Linked DNA regions of Mus musculus: region 1 is linked to region 2. A link is a loop called in an ENCODE intact Hi-C map of the cell type or tissue named here. Cell type or tissue: left cerebral cortex. All regions are shown on one strand. Each heading gives the region's core, and the rest is flanking DNA. Links, peaks and the distances in the headings are about the cores only.

Region 1 (5,382 bases), core at 111-5,110, 730 kb after region 2:
CAGGCAGCTAGGAGGAGGTGCCCATGCCCATAGTGACACACCTACTCCAACAAGGCCATACCTCTAATTGTGCTATTCCCTGGGCCAAGAATATTCAAACCACCACAAGTTTGTTCCCAACAAAAGATGACAAATCTGAGGGTGAATCCATTGCTTCCTGTTCTGGTACACAGACCCCGCCACACACACTCCCAGAGTTTTACCACTCAACGCAAAAGTTTCTTATTTTGTGAAATAAAAAAATAGGTCCTCTTAGGGTTATTGTGAGAGTCACATAACAATATAAGACATTGTTCTTGACACAATGGATACTGGTGATTGTTTCTCTTAGGTTGAGGAGAAAGGGAGTCAGACCGGAAGTTCCGGGAAATCTCATTCTTTGCCTTGTCTTGAGTCACACAGTTACTTTCTCTCCTGAGTGGAATGTATCTCTCTGAGTTGGGAGACTTAAAAAAAAAGAGAGAGGAGCAATAATTTTAAAATTCTATAAACTATTTAATGAGTTTTGATCTTTGGCATAAAAGGTTGAACTCTTACATAATATGGACCTGACATTTTCGATGAAAAGCAAATTGGAAAAGTTTGGTTTGAAGTTATCTTTGGAAAGAAAACCAGAGAGCAAAGAGTTAATCGGCTGGATCACTTAACTGGTCAGACATGTAACCAGTTGACTTTATCATTATTTTAAATCATATTTAGAAGTGTGTGTGTGTGTGTGTTTGTACATACACGTATATACTTATATCTATGCTTTGAAACCAAAGAACTCCAAGTTCTTTGTTTATACAAAATGTTGACTTGTGGGCAAGAGGAAAAACTCACCTACCACCACCACCACCTCACTCCACCCCCAGTGTTGTAACTGCTCTGAGATCACAGGTCCGTGAGCCTTGTGCCATCCCTGGTTTGCAGCTCTGGGAACATCCATGTCTGATGTTGGAGGGAAAATAAGTCTGCATTTGTCTTACAAGACTTCCAGCTGAGCTGCCATCCAATGTCATTCAGTAGGCCTTGCTGCCCATCCTCCTTCTCACTGGCTCCTGCTGCCTGGTCCCCAGGCAGATACACTGATTCGGGGTCTCACAGTGGTCTTTCACTGATCCGTTTTCCCTACGCTGGGACCCTGACTGCCCAGGGAAGGGTCACCATCTTGCTGACTTCATGTCCCGTTTTTTCAGGAGAGGGATCTTGGTGTGTCTTCTCCACCTGCAGCCTGCTTACCCAGCAGCATGAGGCAAGATGTTCAGACAATTAACCATTAGAATTCCATTTCCATCTCAGATATACTTTACCTGTGGCGCATCCTGGGAGTTGCTTAGGTGAAGCTGGCAACACAACTAGACTCTAGTCACAGCCTCGGTTTTGGAGTCTACTGGCCAGGGTTTCATGAACTCCGATTAATTAATAAGTGGGACATGGAGACGTAAAACTTGTCAGCAGAGGGGCAGGGGACAAGCCAGGATTTGGAGACTAGACAGGAGCTTCCCACAGCAGTGTCCTTGCTGAATGCTAACCTTCCGCACTTTCCTCATGAAGAATGGGGAAACCTTTTCAATAAAAACACAGGAAGGGAAGGGTCATTGTTAAAACCACCAATGAGATGGTCCATGTGCCACACAGGTGTCTCTTCCAGAGGTGACACACAGTCTTCAGGCCACCTCAGTGGCTCAGCCCATCTCATCTGGAAACACAAGCCCAGTCCTGGCCTTGAACACTCCCTGGGGGCTGGACTGGAATCAGGCTATTCTTTGGGCATTGCTGTAATTATGTCGGTCAAGGCCTGTGTTCTTGACAAAGAAGACATCCCTCTTACTCAACCTGAGTAATCCTTAATGAGTCCTTGTATCTTGTGATAAATTTCATAATTATTCAGCCCTACCACTAACACCGAAATTCATCAGTCAGAGCAAATTAGCCGAGATTCATTAGAATAAGACATCTAGTAGGCACATGCACTTTATTGGCCTCTTACACCAATAGTTTTAATTAGGTACATATTTCACAGCTCTCCAGCTACTCCAGTGAAGGGCTGCCTTTATCCCTTTTATTTACAGTAACAAGCTATCAAACACACACCACCATAATTAAACTTGGATATAAAAAAAAAAACTTGTTTTATTAATGGCAGCCTATTCTAGCCTTGAATTTCTGAAACCTGCACTAGACAGATATTTTTTTTATTAATTAAATAAATACTATTCAATTAAACTAAAAAGATGGGGTGATGCACTCGAGGGGGTGGTGAGCTCGATTTAAGAGTGAGACTTTCTTCTTCCTTCCTTGCAGAGCATTTCCTCTATGTCACCTTCAGCAGGGGGAGAAAAAAATCTCTTCATCAGATATTTTAGTGATGAGAAAAGTGATTAAAATCCAGAACATTTTTAAATTATTAATACGGAATTTAAATGATGTTATAAAAAGGGAAATACGGGAGAAAATGTTACACATTCATGGAATTTTGGCTCATGCATAATAAACAGTTGAAAACACTACTTGTGCTACCCAAATGAAAGAAGCCAGGCCAAACACTTTTCTCCACGGGCAATAGCAGCAATAAACGACAAAGGGCGCCATCTGCTGGCGCTCTGCTTATAAGCGTAATTCCGAGACTCGTCAGACCTGCCAGTTAGTAGGTGGTTTAAAAAGTGTGATATATTTTTGGTTGTGAGCCTGCCTAGCCCTTTTTGGCTAGGACTAGGGGAGCTGCAGGGGATTTGCAATCCCATAGGAAGAGCAACAATATTAACCAACCAGAGCTCCCAGGGACTAAACCAACCAACCAAAGAGTACACATGGAAGGACCCATGGCTCCAGCCCCGTAGGTAGCAAAGGATAGCCTTGTTAGGTATCAGTGGAAGGAGAGGCTTGGTCCTGTGAAGGCTCGATGCCCCAGTGTGGGGGAATGCCAGGGCGGGGAGGCGGGAGTGGATACTGGTGGTGGTGAGGGAGAACCCTCACAGAAGCAGGGGGTGGGGAGATAAAATAGGGGGTTTCCGGAGGGAAAACCGGGAAAGGGGATGACATTTGAAATGCAAATAAAGAAAATATTCCCCCCCCCCAAAAAAAAAAACAGAGTGCTATAACTACCTACGATGCTTGTGTGTACTGAGACATGGGAGAACTGCAAAGAGGGATGGTTTTGCTTCATTTTCAAGCCCTTTCAAGGGTTTCAGGCAAGGCAATATTGGCTGAGGGAAGGGGCTAGCCTTTCCTGCTTTACTCACTGTGACTTGTGCCTCCTTGGAAATGTCACAGCCAGATCCTTAAAAGGTGAATGACACAGGAGCCAAACTGTACAAATCACACACCCAGGCGAGGTATTGATGCCACCCAGAGCCCCCGGACCCTAAGGTCCTGGCTTGCTGGATCGCAGAGAAGCGCAGAACTCTAGGAAGCTTCTGCCTCCTCCCCCTGCAGGTTTGTGGCATCGTGGCCACCACTCCCCATGTCTCCTCTGTGGTGCCTACATCTCCCTTCCCATCCCGGTCTTAGTTGTTCATTTGTCTGCTGCTTGAGGACCAAAGTCCTCATTGCTTAAGACCCTGTCAGGGGGCTCAGGTGAAGTAAATCAAGTAACACTTGAACAGAGGTGATCTGTATTGGTTAATTAAACCAGTTTGCACATGCCAGTAAACAAAAGGATATGTGCAGCAGCCTTTGAGTGGCATCTCTGAAACATTCAGATCCTAGGCCCATTATCTCAACAGCTGCAAAGGGACTCTGTCACTAAGCCTGGCCAGCCAAACCTGCCTTTGTGGGGCTGCCAGACTTACAGCTTGGATGTCCACATTTCTAGAGAGCACAGTAAAGGACCCTTCTTGCTGGCTATATTTGCGTTGTATAATAGGGAACTAGATAATTTTAAGGATTCCTTTCATGTGGTTATACTTTTTGTTTGTTTTGGTCTTTAGGACAGTCTTCTAGGTGTTCTGGAATTCATTATGTAGCCCAGGCTAGCCTTGAAACCATGGGTATCTGCCTCTGCCTCTGCCTCTGCCTCTGCCTCTGCCTCTGCCTCTGCCTCTGCCTCTGCCTCTGCCTCTGCCTCTGCCTCTGCCTCTGCCTCTGCCTCTGCCTCTGCCTCTGCCTCTGCCTCTGCCTCTGCCTCTGCCTCTGCCTCTGCCTCTGCAAGTACTGGAATTAAAGGTATGCACCCACATAACTGGTCGTGGTTATACGTCTTATAAATACCAAATACCTGATAATTCCAGAATTTATATTCCAGATTAATTTGTATTTCGTAGGTTATCAGTTAGTAATACTAGGGAATAAATTGTTACTAACAAACCTTGAGTGAACATCCTGCCCTAGCCTTTTGTGTGATGTGAGCCTTATAAAGCATCTTCCAGTCTCACTGCTGTGAGGAGAGCTTGCCCCAGCTACAACTGCCAGGTTATTCAGTGTGCTCTACATACTGTGTGGGGGACATGTGTATAATGAATTTTCCTCCCGTTTGTTTTCTTCAGAACATATATTGACTATGAAAATAGCAAGCCCCAGAGCAGAGGAGATGACTCAGTGATTAAAAGACTTCAAATCTATGTGTGAGGACCGGAGTTTAGATCCTCAGAAACCCACATGAATGGCTGCAGAATTCTAGCCTCAGACAGAGATATGAAATCTCCAAAGCAAGCTGACAAGCAAGGCTAGCTGTATCTGTGAACTCTCAAGTTTGATGGAGAGACTCTGCCTCAATGAACAGGGTAGAAGAGCAATGAAGAATGACTCCCAACAAGAACTTAGGGACACTGCATGTACTTGCAAATACATGTGTACACACACACACACATGCACACACATACATAGAAAAATAAAATAGCAATCCTTATGAGAATTTTTCTATTCACAAGAATCAGCTTTCCCTGAATTCCTCCCTCTTGTAAGCGAAGTTCCTTTCCACTCTACAGTTCCCCTACACGAGCTCTGCCGTCTTGAATAGCTGTCTCCCTTAAATAGGATTTTTTCCTTCGGAGGCCACGGGTGGCCCATAGTGTGACAAGCATTGGCTCTGTCCCCAGTGGTTAAGTATCAGCCCACCCCATGTGGAGTCAGAGATCCCTCAGTCCTCGGAGCTACAGACTAGTGCCTCTTCCTTCCCTCAGCATGGTCCCTTAATCCTTCTGTCTGCAAACTTCTTCCTGCTCACTCCTCATTCTATCTTTTACATCAATTGTTTCAGGAACAAGGGAGGAGACATAAGCGCCACTCAGGAGCTAGGTGTGGGGCCATGTTCCGGCAGTCCCAGCACTTGGGAGACAACGGCAGAAGGATCAGAAGTTCAAGGCCAGTCTGGGCTACGAAATGAACTCAAAGCCAGCTGAGGCTTAATGATTCTAGGCGCTTGAAGGTCATCTTCCTCTCTACAGACTCAGAACAATAGAC
Region 2 (5,382 bases), core at 129-5,128:
TTTTAATAAAACGTAAGATGACATCTCAATCAGTAATTTTTGACATGACCTCACTGTTGTAGCCCTGGCGGACCTGAAGTTCACTGCATAGATTAGGCTGGGCTAGAACTCATAGCAACCCATGTGTCCCTGATTCACAAATGCTGGGATTAAAGGTATGCAGCCAATCCCTGGAAATTGATAATTTTTAAGAGTCAAAAGCCCCAACACTATACAATCAAAATATGAACTAACTTATCATTTGAGTGCTGAGGAATTATGGGAGAAAAATACTGTCTTTGTTTTCTGTAATTAAGTCATTATGTTTCTATAAGAGCCATGTACAGTTAAATAATTATAATTTGTAACATACAATAGTCTTTGGTGTGAACCAATATGCTTCGTAACCAGTCTGTGGCATAGCAACATAAACAGTGCAGAGTGTACCACATGGTACAGTGCATGTGCAAGCAAGGCTGCGGTGGACTTTCATGACCCCCCACAGGTGAGCACTACCAGAAATCCCTGATTCATTACTTGTTTGATTTTTAGACAAATTCTGACTATTGTGGTCTGAGAATCACTCTAGAGTGGGAGAAGCTGTGCTTCATGACAAGGGTCAGTGATTAGATACTAAAGGAAGCAAAAGACATTCTATGCTGTACTAAGAAAATAAGTTGTATTAGAAAAAGATGTAGAACTTAGGGATGTGGCTCACTTAGGGCATGGTTAACATGTGGGCACAAGGATCTGAATTTGGTCCTCCACACAGACATAAAAACATGGGTACAGATGACACACACCAATGACCCCAGTGATGGGGAGGGTAGAAGTAAGAAGACCCCTGAAGCTGGTTGTCCATCTAGTCTAACAACTCAGTGAGTGGTAGGTTCAGTAAGGGATCCTGCTTCAAATAATGAGGTGCAGAGAGACTGGGGAAGAAACTACATATCAACTTCTGCTTCTGTGTGTGTGTGTGTGTGTGTGTGTGTATGTGTGTTGCCCGTACACATGCACACATGCACATACAGCATACACATGTACACAGTAAGGAATATGTATACATATATTCATCACACACACTGAAAGAAAATAAATGTAAGCAGAGTCAATGGGTTACTTGTAGAGAACAGGCCTATGTCTAGCAACAACATTACAGGCATGACCTCCATCCTAAATTGGTAAACCATAAAATGTATAAAGAATTGCAGGAAGAGACCAAGATTGTGTGTGTGCACCTATGTGTGTAAAGAGCAAGCTTTTAGTCTACTCTTGTCAGAGATCCATGGTGCTTAAACCTGGTATGTCACAGTTCAGTTGGGTGGCAACAGATGCCTTCCCTTGCTCTGTAAACCAGCAAGCACAGACAGGAGACAAGGCTTTCTGCTTATTTTCTCACAGGGTCATTTTACAACTGCTTCCCTCCTCAAACTCTGCAGTCATGTTGCCTTGCTTTTTAAAAGGTTGTTTAAAAAAAAAAGTTCATCAGTGCTGCTTGGCCACCTCTTTCTGTTAGACTCCACCGCAAGTTTGTGATGGCTCAGGGTTCAATCCCAAAATTGTCCTTAAGTAATCCAGAATGGGTTAACCTGGTGCTCCGAATGCATACACACACACACACACACACACACACACACACACACACATATACATTCACACACACACTTACTTCCGGGAAAGTTAAAAATGCATTTCCCTTGTGTCACTGCCATTTTCAATTCTGAGCCAGAGACGACATGTTACATAACTCGGGATTTCAACAAACACCTGGAAATCAGGCTGTGTGTGTCGCTCAGATGAGACCAGACATGAAGAGATTGGTAGTGACAAGTGTTGTCACTTCTCTCTCTGACAGCAGGCAAGTGGCAAGCCGTATATACAAGGCCTGATACCACACTCTCAGGATCAGAGGGGGAAAAAAAAAAAGAAAGAAAGAAAAAGTGAAAAAAATAACGTTTCAGCAAGAGATATCTGGGAAAATAATGGCAAATTACACACGATTTAGCTTTGCTTTTAGCTTTTATAAAAACCCAAGAACTATGAACTGAGCAGTTGAGCCCTAATTAAGTCTCCTCTTGATCATTTGCATGGCAGACCCAATTCTCAGGGTATTTTCTTAAAAAGCATCGTATCAGCCTCTAATTCAACTGTTCTTTTTATTTCAATTCCTTATTTTCCCCCCTTGGGTAAAAGAGAGGTTAATGTGAGCCATTAAGAATTAAAAAACAATTACACAATGAAAAAATAGTTCAGATGAATTTTAATTAGAGCCCAATGTAATGGAATTTGAACCCAGTACACCGGAAATACATAGCCAGAACTCTAGCCATTAAATCTCAGAGCCTTTGATTAAACTCAATGGGAATTTAGAAAGATTCTTTTGCTGCCCGAAGATACCATGTTTTTTCCATTAATGTCAGAGAAATATATTGAGGGACTAAAATATTACTAATAAAAATAAATGTGAAGGTTGTAAATTTCAAACAATGGAAGATACAGAGCCCGTACCTGGATTTTTAAGTGAGTATGTGGCATTTCGTTAAGATTAAAGTTGAAAACACAATGTATTATGTGTGACCTCTTTAGAAAGGGAGCCTAAGTAATTCCAGGATTTGCCATCCTTTGGAGTATAAGAACAATAAGTCAGAGACCGTGGAATGGTCTGCTGCAGGCTGAGAGACGATCGTGGAAGTATTCCAGACAGGGGTCAGATGCGAGGCACCACATGGCATCCCAGCATCCTCCCTTATTCTACTGCCTCCAAGCGGTTTGCTTTGCATCCATAAAATGGGGACAGTGGAATGGACCAATTTGAATCAAAGACTATGACTAAGCTGCTTAATTCAAATCAAGACACACATCAAATTTTCCCCTAAATGGTGAGGCATGTTAAAAGTGAGGCTCAATTCCTGAAGAGATTTGACCTTATTTTCTCCTCAGTAAGTGATTCTATGTCGAACCACTAGGCCTCCTAGCCTTGAGAGATACCCCTGTCTTTCATAAAACTCAGTCAGCCACTGGAGGGAGCCAGCAGGACTCATACAGTATAACTGAATATGATCAACCAGTAGGGAAAGATAATTTTAAAATGGCATATAAAGATGACAGAATTTGAACAAAATCTCTTTTATTTATTTATGCCAAAATCTGTGTGAATGTAAAATGCCAACTCTATCATGCTTTATTTATGGTGTGGCTTTTCTCTTAAAAAGGAGAGAGGGAGTGGGAGAGAGAGAGAGAGAGAGAGAGAGAGAGGGAGAGAGAGAGAGAAAGAGATGGGACCTAGCCTGGTTCACATGGCAAAAGACAGAGTGTCAAAAGAGAGTGCCGGTCTCAGTACTCACCTACCCTGTCTTGGCACAGCTGCTTCATCTGGGCAGCTTTTAAAACCCTTTGCTTGCCAATTCCTGCAGCAGAATCAAGCCAGTGCCCTCTCTGTGGATAGAGAGATGTGCAATATGTAAAATTCCCCAAGACAATTTTTATTTATAGCTGTTGCAAACAATGTTTATACAAAGTTTATTAAATGTGTCACCCACATTGATTTATCCCAACCAGTCTCTTCAATCACTAATATTTATGAGATGGGTTCAGTTGCAACAATTATTTTATATGCTATAGAGTATGTTATAACTAGGGATTCACCCTGGCAATTATATCAAAGATAAAATGCTTCCTGAGGGCCTCGGGGCAGGCCAGAAAGTATATTATTGGACACAAGGTGGTTTAAACTGAGTATCACAGCACTAAATTTAGAGCAAGAGATGTGGAGCAGCTGATGCTTAAAAATTAAAACGGGTTTCTTGGGGTTCCAGGAGTCCCCTCATTTATGGGAAGGCAGCAGCCGATCTTGTGCTCATTTGTTTTCCCACACGGAGACCTGAGGCCTGGAAACGCTTCCGTGTCGACTCTGAATTTCTGTGAGCCTTAGCTCTCAGCAGCATTTACCTAGTGCCCAAAGTGGGCAGAAGAGCTACTCTTGGCTTGCACAAACATTGACAAAGGGAACCAGACACATGCTATTTGCAGCAAGGAATTGACAACGTCTGCAGAGTAGCAGAAACACTGTTAACAAAAAAGAAAAAAAAAATCACTAAAAAGCCCAAGATCGCCTTTGAAACTGTAAGATGACAAAGTCCAACAGGAAGAGGGGGGGAAAATAGAAACTTACTTAAAACTCACAGTTGAATGCTACTTCTGTTTCCTACTAAACCCTAAATAGCCTTTTGTTGGGCAAAATTAACTTGACAGACACACTGTGGTTCGGAGTGTGAGGCCTGGGGCAAGATAGGAAGGCTGAAGCAAAACAAAGAGGCAGTTACTGTGTTCTGTGAAGGAGCTGACCGGGGCTGGGGATTGCCATCCTTGGAAAAGAAGAGAGAGAAAAGTTCCGGATGTCTGAAGGGAGCAGAGATAGCGCTGGGACAGCCTGGGGGTTGTGACCTTGAATTGCATGCCCATGTTAAACTCACTTGATAATGTTCTCCTGTCTTTTAAAGTCACCCTTCTGGCCATATTCCCCAAGTGTTTTACAAATTGAGAGTCCAAACTGAAATAAACAGTTTTAGCAAAATAAGTCATTTGTGTCAACAAACTACAGTATTACTGTTGAATCAGGAATGCAGGGGCATAAGAGAGTAGCACTGCTCAATCCATGTTCTCACTGACCTTTTATAGCTGAGCGAGCGAGAGAGGTCTTTCATACAAGGCTGGGCCTCACTCGTAAATAAACAGGGAAGAGAGTGAATAACATCACCATCAACATTGTTGGTGCACAGACATTCTCACCTCAAAGGGAATAAGAAATTATTTATTCTGGAGCCAAATCTGAGTGATGATGGCCTGTGGGGATGCATATTGAGGCTACTCAAAGTTCCGTTCCAACAAGGAAGAGGTTTTGTGGTGCTTTTATTGGGACAGAACAAAGTTCCAGATCAAAAACAAAAACAAAAAATAAAATAAAATCAAGGCATTAAAAAACAAAAACAAAACAACAAAGGTGTAATCAGAGAGGCAGTGTCCTAGTTAGGGCTTTATTTCTGTGAAGAGATAGCATGAACCATGGCAACTCTTATAAAAGCAGACACTTAATGGGGGTTGGCTTACAGTTTGAGAGGTTTAGTTAAGTATCATCACGGCAGGAAGCATGGTAGCGTGTAGGCAGATATTGTGCTGGAGGAGCTGAGAGTTCTACATCCTAATCTGCAGGCAGCAGAGGACTATGCGCCTATACCACAGTGGGCACAGCTTGAACATAAATGACCATAAAACCCACCCCCACAGTGACACACTTCCGCTAACAAGACCACACCTACTCCATCAAGGCCACACCCCCTAATAGGCCACTCTTTATGGACAAGCATACAAACACAAGAGTCTATGGCAGCCATTCCTATTCAAACC

The links. Peaks named below come from ENCODE experiments on the same cell type or tissue, not always from the same donor. Only the 100,000 strongest peaks of a DNase experiment are listed, where the experiment ranks them.
Region 1: it touches region 2 in a loop (4-fold over the local background); 6 of 42 quality-filtered maps call a loop at or near these places.

What each region holds. Positions count from the first base shown.
Region 1 is chr3:144,239,658-144,245,039 of GRCm38, forward strand. No RefSeq gene overlaps it. Among named protein-coding and RNA genes, the nearest start is that of Gm46828, 6.0 kb to the left of the region's middle. In left cerebral cortex, for the core only: a CTCF peak has its summit at 2,581 (motif pointing left); a DNase peak (open chromatin) is centred at 2,571.
Region 2 is chr3:143,505,493-143,510,874 of GRCm38, forward strand. No RefSeq gene overlaps it. Among named protein-coding and RNA genes, the nearest start is that of Gm33604, 12 kb to the left of the region's middle. In left cerebral cortex, for the core only: a CTCF peak has its summit at 2,977 (motif pointing right); DNase peaks (open chromatin) are centred at 2,989, 3,332, 3,919 and 4,240; H3K27ac peaks cover 933 bases.